2 separate regions of the Homo sapiens genome follow, and region 2 is linked to region 1. The links are chromatin loops, found by intact Hi-C in ENCODE. Cell type or tissue: endothelial cell of umbilical vein. All regions are shown on one strand. Links, peaks and the distances in the headings refer to the core of each region. The heading gives the core; the rest is flanking DNA. Region 1 has its middle 46 kb from the start of PLIN2. Region 2 overlaps PLIN2 (perilipin 2).

The links. Peaks named below come from ENCODE experiments on the same cell type or tissue, not always from the same donor. Only the 100,000 strongest peaks of a DNase experiment are listed, where the experiment ranks them.
Region 2: it touches region 1 in a loop (4-fold over the local background); 75 of 110 quality-filtered maps call a loop at or near these places.

What each region holds. Positions count from the first base shown.
Region 1 is chr9:19,171,125-19,176,503 of GRCh38, forward strand. No RefSeq gene overlaps it. Among named protein-coding and RNA genes, the nearest start is that of PLIN2, 46 kb to the left of the region's middle. In endothelial cell of umbilical vein, for the core only: a CTCF peak has its summit at 3,318 (motif pointing left); DNase peaks (open chromatin) are centred at 1,027 and 3,147.
Region 2 is chr9:19,116,743-19,122,121 of GRCh38, forward strand. It overlaps PLIN2 (perilipin 2), which reads right to left. Exons shown (of 8, transcript NM_001122.4): 5 at 4,138-4,423; 6 at 2,908-3,089; 7 at 1,579-1,713. Among named protein-coding and RNA genes, the nearest start is that of PLIN2, 8.1 kb to the right of the region's middle. In endothelial cell of umbilical vein, for the core only: no CTCF peak of the experiment used is centred there; a DNase peak (open chromatin) is centred at 2,519; H3K27ac peaks cover 2,156 bases.

The DNA.
Region 1 (5,379 bases), core at 297-5,296:
AAAATTTTTTAAATAGTGAGGATGTGGAGCACCAAAACCTCATACACTTATTAGTGGTCATTAAAACTTAAAAGTATTTTAAGAAAAACTATTTGTGACTTTCCTCTGAATTTTCTTCATATCTATCAACATACACTACAGGCAGGCAAAGAGGAGAAGGATGGGGGCAGTGGGGGATGGGAATCTCAGGAAAAATGGAAAAAGTTTTCCAAGGACGGAGGTGAAACAGAGAGAAAAATAATGGGAGGAAAGTAAATAATAGAGACAAGAGGAAAACAGTAGGAGGCAGAAGCAAACTGTGAGCTACAGAAGGAAGAGGCAGTTAGGAGGAGAATAGACATGTGAAATCAAAGTGTGAAAATGAGATGATATATAAAGTGCCTAAAATAGCACCTGGCATATAGGATTACATAATATTCAAATACAGTTATTAACTAGAAATCAGAGGGAAAAGTAAAAAAATGTCAAGTATTCTATAGCTGCTTTTTTTTGTTTTTTTTTGTTTGTTTGTTTTGTTTTGTTTTGTTTTTTGAGACGGAGTCTCACTCTGTAGCCCAGGCTGGAGCGCAGTGGCGCAATCTTGGCTCACTGCAACCTCCGCCTCCCGGGTTCAAGTGATTCTCCTGCCTCAACCTCCCAAGTAGCTGGAATTACAGGCATGGGCCACCATGCCCAACTAATATTTGTATTTTTAGTAAAGACTGGGTTTCACTATGTTGGCCAGGCTGGTCTTGAACTCCTCACCTCGGGTGATCCACCCACCTTGGCCTCCCAAAGTGCTGAGATTACAGGTGTGAGCCACTGCACCCAGCCGATAGCTGCTTATTGAATAAATGTTTAGGTGCCCTAGTGATGCATAAAGTACATTGGTTCTGTAAGTGTTCTGTGCTAAATTAGCATTGTATATTGCTAACGTTAGTTCCCCCCAACCCCATAGTTCTATTTCTATCTTAATTTGAGCCTGTTATTGTTTTAGGTCTATTGTTGAGGCAGCAGCAAGGAATATTCAGGATGTAATTTGGTTTCTCATTTCCTGGCAACAATCACGTGAGAGGCAAATGAGAGGCTTTTGCTGAAAGGCTTTTTAAATCTGTAGTAATGAGAACAAATATTAAGTAATCCACTTGTGGATAAATAAAAGTTGCAGTGCTATGATTCAATCTTCATCTGATGAAACCAAAGTTCATTATGAAAACATAATTACACTCAAGATTCTGTACTGGGGCAGGGCTTGGTGACTGATGCCTATAATCTTAGCACTTTGGGAGGCCGAGGCAGGAGGATCCCTTGAGCCCAGGAGTTTGAGACCAGCCTGGGCAACATAGGGAGACCCTGTCTCTATCTTAACAACAACAAAAAAAGATTCTGTACTGAAATGTGATGTGAGGTTGGAACACTTACTGCATGGGAAAGTTGCAGGCGATGTCTGAGTTTCCCTGTGCAGGTTGTGAAACATACAACCAATTAAAAATTACTTTATGGCCAGGTGCGGTGGCTCACACCTGTAATCCCAGTACTTTGAGAGGCCGAGGCGGGCGGATCATGAGGTCAGGAAATTAAGACCATCCTGGTTAACACAGTGAAACCCCGTCTCTACTAAAGATACAAAAAATTAGCCAGGCGTGGCACGCTCTTGTAGTCCCAGCTACCTGGGAGGCTGAGGCAGGAGAATCGATTAAACCCAGGAGGCAAAGGTTGCAGTGAGCCAAGATCGCGCCACTGCACTCCAGCCTGGGCAACAAAGCAAGACTCAGTCTCAAAAAAAAAAAAAAATTACTTTAAAGCACTCCTCAAGTATAAATAAATATCAGCATTCTGAAAAATGAAGGGGACTGAAGGTGGTGAGTGCCAGCACATTTTTCTTCCCCAAGAGGAAAAAGAGATATGGCAAAGGATGCCGATTGAATGATAAGATGCCTAGTGTGGTTGGTGCAGGACTACCCTCATGTGTTTGGCAGTATAAGCGGGCCTTTAATCACCCACCTGCCGGTTGTCATACTTCGCATCACCCCTCTCCCCATCACGGGGAAGGGGAGGACATGTCCCTTCCCCAACTCGTGTCTGCCAAAAATGCATTCATGCTACTATTGTTATTCCTTCTCATGCCAAATCTCATCTGTTTATTAGCCTAGGACCTGGGGCAGGGGGCAGTAAGGTTGGGGGATCACTTGAGCCCAGGAGGTCAAGGCTGAAGTGAGCCATGATAGTGCCACTGCACTCCAGCCTGGGTGACAGAGCGAGACCATGTCTCAAAAAAAAAAAAAGACAGAAATTTCTAAATTGTCTTCTATTAACAGTAATCATAAACCAGTGTACACTCTCACTAAAAATATATGAGAATGCCTATTATTCTAAACCAAATATCAGAACTGTTGATATTTACCATGTAAGTTAAAATAGCATCTTTTTGTAGTTTAGTGTGCATTTCTTTTATTATGAAGAAGATTGGGAATCTTTTCCAGAATTTGGGGAGGTAGGTGGGTAAACAAACACAATACAAAAGTACTGTGACAAAGAGTTTTCTAGGAAGGTCAGATAAGGTCCCACAGAGGAGGTGGCATTTGATCTAGGTCCTGAAGGATGAGGGGGAATTCCGCCATGGAGCTTATTGATCCTGGTATGTAGTCAGCCAAAATGTTCAACAACTATATGTTGACTTAAGTGATAAAATCAGCCAGGTGCAGTGTCCCACGCCTGCAATCCTAATCCCAGCACTTTGGGAAGCTGAGGTAGGAGGACCCCTTGACTGCAGGTGTTCAAGACCAGCCTAGACAACACAGGGAGACCTCATGTTTCCAAAAGACACAAAAATTAGCCTGGTGTGGTGGCCCGCGCCTGTAAGTCCCAGCCACTCTGAAGGCTGAGGCAAGAGGATGACTTGAGCCCAGGAGCTTGAGGCAGCAGTGAGCTGTGACTATGTCAATGTACTCCAGCATGGGGAACAGAGACTCTGTCTGAAAAAAATAAAAAGAAGTTATAAAATTGAGATGTTTGGGTTGAGGTGAGAGGATTGCTTGAGTCTAGGAGTTCAAGGTTGCAGTGAGCTATAATTGCACCACTTCATTCTAACCTGGGCTACAGAGCAAGACCCTGTCTCCTTAAATAAATAAATAAATAAACACATATATAAGACATATAGGCAACAAGTTTTCTGGATGGCTAAGGGGATTTTTTGCTATACGTGGCAAGACACTGACACACAAATACCAGTACACGATTAAGCAAGCCACCCAGTATGACTGGGTCAGTCCCGGGGGAACTGGGCAGGAGCTTTATAGTGTACATCTGGTTTCTTCTACTTTTTGGATGTTGAGCGACATCTAATGGCCAAATAGGAAAAAGTCTATGTTTTCAGTTTCTTCTTTTCCTTTCCTTCTTTCTTTCCCTTCCTTCCTTCCTTTCTCTTTTTCTTTCTTTCTCTCTCTTCCTTCCTTCTTTCCTTTCTCTCTCCTTCCTTCCGTCCTTCCTTCCTTGTTTCATTCTCTCTCCTTCCTTCCTTCCTTTCTTTCTATCCCTTTCTCTCTTCCTTCCTTCCTCTATTTTTTCCTCCCTCCCTTCCTTCCTTTCTTCCTCTCCTTCCTTTCTTCTTTTTCTTTTCTCTCTGTCTCTCCCTCCCTTCCTTTTCTTTCTTTCTTTCTTTCTTTCTTTTTTTCTTCCTTTCTTTTTTTGACAAGGTCTCACTCTGTTGCACAGACTGGAGTGCAGTGGCACAGTCACAGCTCACTGCAGCCTTGATGTCCCGGGTTCATATGATCCCCCCACCTCAGCCTCCTGAGTAGCTGGGACTATAGGCATGTGCCACCACGCCTGGCTAATTTTTCCGTTTTTTGGCTGCCCAGGCTGGTCCAGTATTTTATTTTCAAAGAAAATTCTCTTGTAGGAACACATACACAACCTAAAAAAAAGTTTCTCCAGATTTAAGGAAAACTTGAGTCTTATTTTTCCCTGTGAACATAGAAGAAAACTGAATAAATTAGAGGTAAGCTAATTTTTTTTTTTTGAGACTATTTCTCTCTTGTTGCCCAGCCTGGCATGCAATGGCAATGATCTCGGCTCACTGCAACCTCACCTCCCGGGTTCAGGCGATTCTCCTGCCTCAGCCTCCCGAGTAGCTGGGATTACAGGCATGCACCACCATGCCCGGCTAATTTTTGCATTTTTAATAAAGACGGGGTTTCACCATGTTGGTCAGGCTGGTCTCGAACTCCTGACCTCAGGTGATCCACCTGCCCTGGCCTCCCAAAGTTCTGGGATTACATGCGTGAGTCACTGCACCCGGCCAGAGGTAAGTTAATTTGTGTGGTAATTTTCTTTTCTTTTTTCTTTTTCTTTTTTTCTTTTTTTTTTTTTGAGACAGAGTCTACCGAGTCTTGCTCTGTCACCCAGACTGGAGTGCAGTGGTGCAATCTCAGCTCACTGCAACCTCTCTCCCCCGGGTTCAAGCGATTCTGCTACCTCAACCTCCCAAGTAGCTGGGATTACAGGCGCCTGCCACCGCGTCCGGCTAATTTTTGTATTTTTAGTAGAGATGGGGTTTCAGCATCTTGGCCAGGCTGGTCTTGATCTCCTGACCTCGTGATCCACCCACCTCGGCCTCCCAAAGTGCTGGGATTACAGGCGTGAGCCACTGTGCCCGGCCTTGTGTGGTAATTTTCATCAAATGAAATAGAAAAAAAAGATGTTAGAATTGGAAGAGACCTTACATCCAATCTCCTCATTGTGTCAATAAGGAAATTTATGTCCAGAGAGAAATGATTTGCCCAAAGCCACACAGCTAGAGAGTTATTAATGCTGTAATATAGTCGTGATTTTGCTACAATGAAGAGAGGAACAGTGAATATATTTACCCATCCATTTGCAAAGCAAAAAAAAAAGGGCAAATACTTTCTGATTACTTTAAAACCTAATAATGTATAATATTGGCCATGCATGGAATTTAATACTATAATGCTCAATAATATAGTAGTTACTGGCAATTAGGGTCTTGGCCTAGGGTATTTGATTTTTCAGGCCAATAGTGGACAAAAACAGACAAATTCCTATGAATGCCAGACTACATTTCAAAAGACCCAAGTAAGATTTTGACCTCTGTAACCTGAGAGTTGCTTCCCTAATATTTCTCTTTGCCTCTTATCTGACAATAGGCAAAGTTGAGGTAGGAGATGAGTATCAAACCACATCATTTAATCAACCAACCCGTAAACATGTATATATCCCCTTTTGTATGTTTAGCATCACAAGGATTGTGGGGACACAACTGTATACATAATGGAGAACAAGTCATGGTGAACTCACTTCTCCTACCTGTTGATAGGAGTTGAATCAAAAGCAGCTTTGAGGTAGAAGGGAAGTTACAACAATACTATAACCACTCTTGCA
Region 2 (5,379 bases), core at 308-5,307, 54 kb before region 1:
GTGGATTCTTTGGCTTTTAAAAATCCTCATTACAATGCCGAGTGCAGCAGTATTATTCACATTTCATAGATATGAATATAAGCTTAGAGTTTAAGTAGATGGCTTCAGTTAACAACTGGAAAACAGCTGGGTAGGGATTCGAACTAGTGCCTGAGTCTCCAAAGTTCATCATCTTAAACTGAAGAAACATATTAGGTAGGGGAGACCCAAAAGAATGGAAATATCCTTCATGTTAGTAGTGTAATGTATATATTCCCTCCTCAAATAAAATGACAAGACATGAACAAACAGTTCATATTGACTTCAGAGCTTTTGGGACACAAAGAACCACTTTCTAGGACTATAAGAGGATATTTCTTTTCCCTTCCTTCCTCCCTGCTTCCCTTCCTTTTTCTTTCTTTCTTCTTTCTTTCTTTTCTTTTCTTTCTTTCTTTCTGAGACAGGGTCTCAGTCTGTTGCCCAGGCTGGAGGGCACTGGCACAATCATGGCTCACTGCGGACCCGACCTCTCGGGCTTAGGTGATCCTCCCACCTCAGCCTCTCGAGCAACTAGGACTACAGGTGCACACCACCACACCCTGCTAATTTTTGTATTTTTTGTAGAGATGGGGTTTCACAGTTGCCCAGGCTGGTCCTGAATTCCTGGGCTCAAGTGATCTGCCTGCCTTGGCCTCCCAAAATGCTGAGATTACAGGTGTGAGCCATTGCACCCAGCCAAGATGCTATGCCTTCCCTCTGGAACCTTGGTCACCTTATTGCCCTTTCACCTAGTTTATTCACCCATTAGTTCTCAGCTTACCATTCATCTCTTCCAGAAAGCAATGTGACTCAACTACCCCCACTCCAAGGCTGCCTGAGATAGTCTTCCCATATGTTTTCTTTTTTTTTTTTTTGAGACAGAGTCTTACTCTGTTGCCCAGGCTGGAGTGCAGTAGCATGATCTCGGCTCATGGCAACCTCTGCCTCCCAGGTTCAAGCTATTCTCCTGCCTCAGCTGCCCGAGTAGCTGGGACTACAGGCACGTGCCACCATGCCTGGCTCATTTTTTGTATTTTTAGTAGAGACAGGGTTTCACCATGTTGGCCAGGATGGTCTCGATCTCCTGACCTCGTGATCTACCCGCCTCGGCCTCCCAAAGTGTTGGGATTACAGGCGTGAGCCATCGCGCCCAGCCAATAGTACCTGTATTTATGCCGTTAAACAACAACCGGACTTGGCTACTCTGAGTGTACTGCCTATGAGATAGCCCTCTTCTGCAAGGAGCATTAAAAAGGCACAAAATAGGACAGCATGGCTGGCTGTATCCCCTGTTAGTCTGTACCCATTATGAGGGCAAGGCCTGTGTTTCTCATTTAGTTGTATCTCACTTGGGGCATATGTATACTCATAGGTTGTTAGATAAAATTATTCGCTGCCTAGTTTTGCTTTTCTGCCACATAACTAGCCACCTATGTACATGGTATTGTTCAACCTTTTGATAGAGAAGAGTATTCTAAGACATAGTATGGAAAAATTGAAATGAAAAGTCTGATAAGAACTTCTTCAGCAACCAACAAATGACCGTCCCAGTCATCTTACCTCAGCACAGTGGGACTCATCAGTATCATCATATCCAATGCTCCTTTTCCACTCTACCCATGAGAGGTAGAGCTTATCCTGAGCATCCTGAATTTTCTGATTGGCACTATACACATTCTTCCTGGCAAATTCAATCTAGACACATTGAAACAAGACAAAGGAACACACAAGTCAGATATTCACGTTAGCCTGTTTGCAGATGTATGATGTAAATCAGGCAACATAAAAACTAAGAATTTCCTGGAGTTGAATAAGATCTATTCCTGCTATCATTATTATTTATTATCAATATGTGTAAATTAACCAAGCAGTAGTAGCTCTTTACTGCCTCTATTTAACTATTAAATCACTGACTCCACATTTACTTCCAGTTTAGCACAGGTAAAGCAACTAAAAAACTACAAAAAATTTTTTTTGAGTGTCACTCTGTCACCCAGGCTGAAGTACAGTGGCGCGATCACAGCTCACTGAACCTCCTTCTCGTGCCTTAGCCTACCGAGTAGCTGGGATTACAGGCATACGCCACCATGCCCAGCTAATTTTTGTATTTTTAGTAGAGACAGGATTTCACCTTGTTGGCCAGACTGGTCTCGAACTCCTGACCTCAGGTGATCCAACCACCTTGCCCTCCTAAAGTGCTGGGATTATAGGCATGAGCCACCACGCCCAGCCAGCAACTAAAATTTAATGTGTACATGAGTAAAGGATAAGTTAGCATTACAAAACAGAAAGGAATTTGACCTTCCTCTTCCCTGTTGCCAACCACTATTTCCCCTTCTAAGAAGAAATGGTTTTCTCATGGCAGTACAGAATGGTACATACTGTTCTTTAACTTGGAAACCTTTAATGGCTACACAGTAGTCTATTGTGATATATCAATTTAATTAGTCCTGTTAGTGGATGTGCATTGTTATAGTCTCTTGCAACTTTAAACAAATATACACATCTGTAAGATAAAAAGTAAAACAGCTCCAAGTGTAGGTATGCTTGTAACTTTACTAAAACTGTCTCTTGAATCAGTCCCTTAGAGCAAGAGCTGCACAAGTGTGGTTCTTTCTCTACACCGTTGCCAACAGCCACATTTCCCGTGTGGCAGGACAAGAGAGATGTCAGTATTTGACCCCTCAGAGCGAGATTAGCATTGCTTCCTATATTTCAACTAGTTATACTTCCTTTTTCTGTGAGCTGTCTCCATATTCTTTGTCCAGTTTTCTATTGGGTTGTTTGTCAACTAAGAATGAAATTCTTGGATTTTGTGATTACATTTAATTCTTGGGCCTAGAGATAAATGAACCCACTTCAGACACCTTAAAATAAAGTTTTACTCACCAGGTGAACAGTAGAATGGAGCTGAGAAATGGTCTGTTGGCTTTTTTGCTTAGCTTCTTTAACCCTGCTGAGAGCCTGCTGGTAGGCACGGGAGTGAAGCTTGGTAGACAGGGATCCCAGTCTAACATAATAACTTGGCTTCTGAACCAGATCAAATCCTTCAACTTTTTTTGCTTCTTTTTCTGAAGTTAGAAATAAGAGACAAAAAAACTTAAGGGATCACAGTGACAAGTGATAAGGCCTGGACTCTAACCTGGGTCTTGACTTTCTTACTTCTACCCAATCACTTAGCAATCATGCAGTCATTTTTCCAAGACTGCTCACGTCTGCTGCTGGACTTGACTACCCTGAACATATTACTGTATCTGATACACACTGCATGCATCTACACGTTTCTCCCACTAGAGTAAACTGCTTTTTTTTTTTTGGAAACAGGTCTTGCTTTGTTGCCCAGGCTGGAGTACAGTGGCACAATTTTGGCTCACTGCAGCCTCAACCTCCCGAGCTCAACTGATCCTCTCACCTCAGCCTCCCGAGTAGCTAGGACTCTAGGAACAAGCCACCATGCCCAGCTAATTTTTGTGTTTTTTAGGGTTTCGCCATGTTGCCCAGGCTAATCTCAAACTCCTGAACTCAAGCGATCTGCCTGTCTTAGCCTCCCAAAGTGCTGGGATTGTAGGCATGCATGCACCATTGCTCCCAGCCTAGAGTGAACTTGAGCGGCATGGTACCTGGCACACATTACCTAATGATGATTCTTTGTAAGGAGGATTTTATAAAGCAATCCATTAAAGACTATCCATTTACAGAAAATATTTTTCAAGGCCAATTTTTGCTAAGGTTTCAAAACTTACTACGTACGATTCAATGTGAACTTTATGATTGCTTTAGGAAGGAAAATCTATAGAGGCAAAAAGATTAGTGGTTGCTCACATCTGTAATCCCAGAACTTTGGGAGGTCAAGGCAGGTGGATCGTTTGAGCCCAGGAGTTCGAGATCAGCCTGGGCAACATAGTGAGATCCCATCTCTATAAAATTAAATTAAATTAAAAAGGACTGACTGCAAACAGGCATGAGGATCTTTTGGGGTAGCAGAAGTGTTCTGAAACTGGATTGCAGTGATGCTTGCACAACTGTGTAAATTTAGACTCAAGATGAGAGTATATGTCAATGAAGCTGTTTAAGAAAGATTTAATATAAAACAGTATTTCAAGATAAAATTCCAGTTACCTAGTTCTTCCTCAGTGAGAGGGAGGTACTGTTCTACCAACAGCTCTGATTTGGTGAGTGCATTTTCTACGCCACTGCTCACGAGCTGCATCATCCGACTCCCCAAGACTGTGTTAATGCTGCCACTGACCACAGACTTGGTCTTCTCCACACTGCCAGTCACTGCCCCTTTGGTCTTGTCCATCACCCCTGTGATCGTGCTGGCCACAGAATCCTTGGCCCCAGTCACAGTAGTCGTCACAGCATCTTTTGCCCCAGTCACAGCGCCTTTGGCATTGGCAACAATCTGTAAGTAGAAAAGCAGATCCCCTGGCTGGTGAGAAAAATGAGCACAAGGACATACCTAAGGTCTTAACTAAGGCAGCACAGCTGAAGAGTTAAAGAAGGAATCTAGTCCTCTCACTCTAGCTTTAGGTCTTGGGCAAGTCACTAAGAGTTGATGAGCCTGAATTTCCCTATCAAGTATATCTGCCCTACCTGCCAATCCTTGGGAATTGCAGGAGGAGCAAATGAAGTAAACAGATATGAAATTTGTCTGTTTGCCAAGGCTGCAGTGAGCTGTGATTGTGCCACTGCACTCAGCCTGGGTGACAGAGCAAGACCCTGTCTCAAAAAAAAAAAAAAAAAAAGAGAAGAGAAAAGAAAAAAAAAGAAAAGAAAAGAAGGTAAGTTATATAGCTTATTCCAAAGTCACACAAATCCAGAGAGGAAACTGAAGATCAAACTATACCTGGCCCTCGGGGTGTTATTAGTATGCAGTTATTATACATGGCAGGGCATGGTGGCTCATGCCTGTAATGCCAGCACTTTGCAAAGCTGAGTTGGTTGGATCACCTGAGGTTAGGAGTTCGAGACCAGCCTCACCAACATGGTGAAACCCCGTCTCTACTAAATACAAAAAATTAGTTGGGCGTGGTGGCACATGCCTGTAACCCCAGCTACTTGGGAGACTGAGGCAGAAGAATCACTTGAACCCCAGAGGTGGAGGTTGCAGTGAGCCAAAATTGCACCATTACACTACAGCCTGGGCAACAAGAGCAAAACTCTGTCTCAAAAACAAACAAACAATGACAAAAAAAATTAGCTGGGTGTGGCGGGGCGTGCCTGTGAACCCAGCTACTGGGGAGGCTGAAGCAGGACAATTGCTTGAACCCAGGAGGAAGAGACAGCAGTGAGCCGAGATTGTGCCACTGCACTCCAGCCTGGGTGACAGAGCAAGACTCTGTCTCAAAAAAAAAAAAA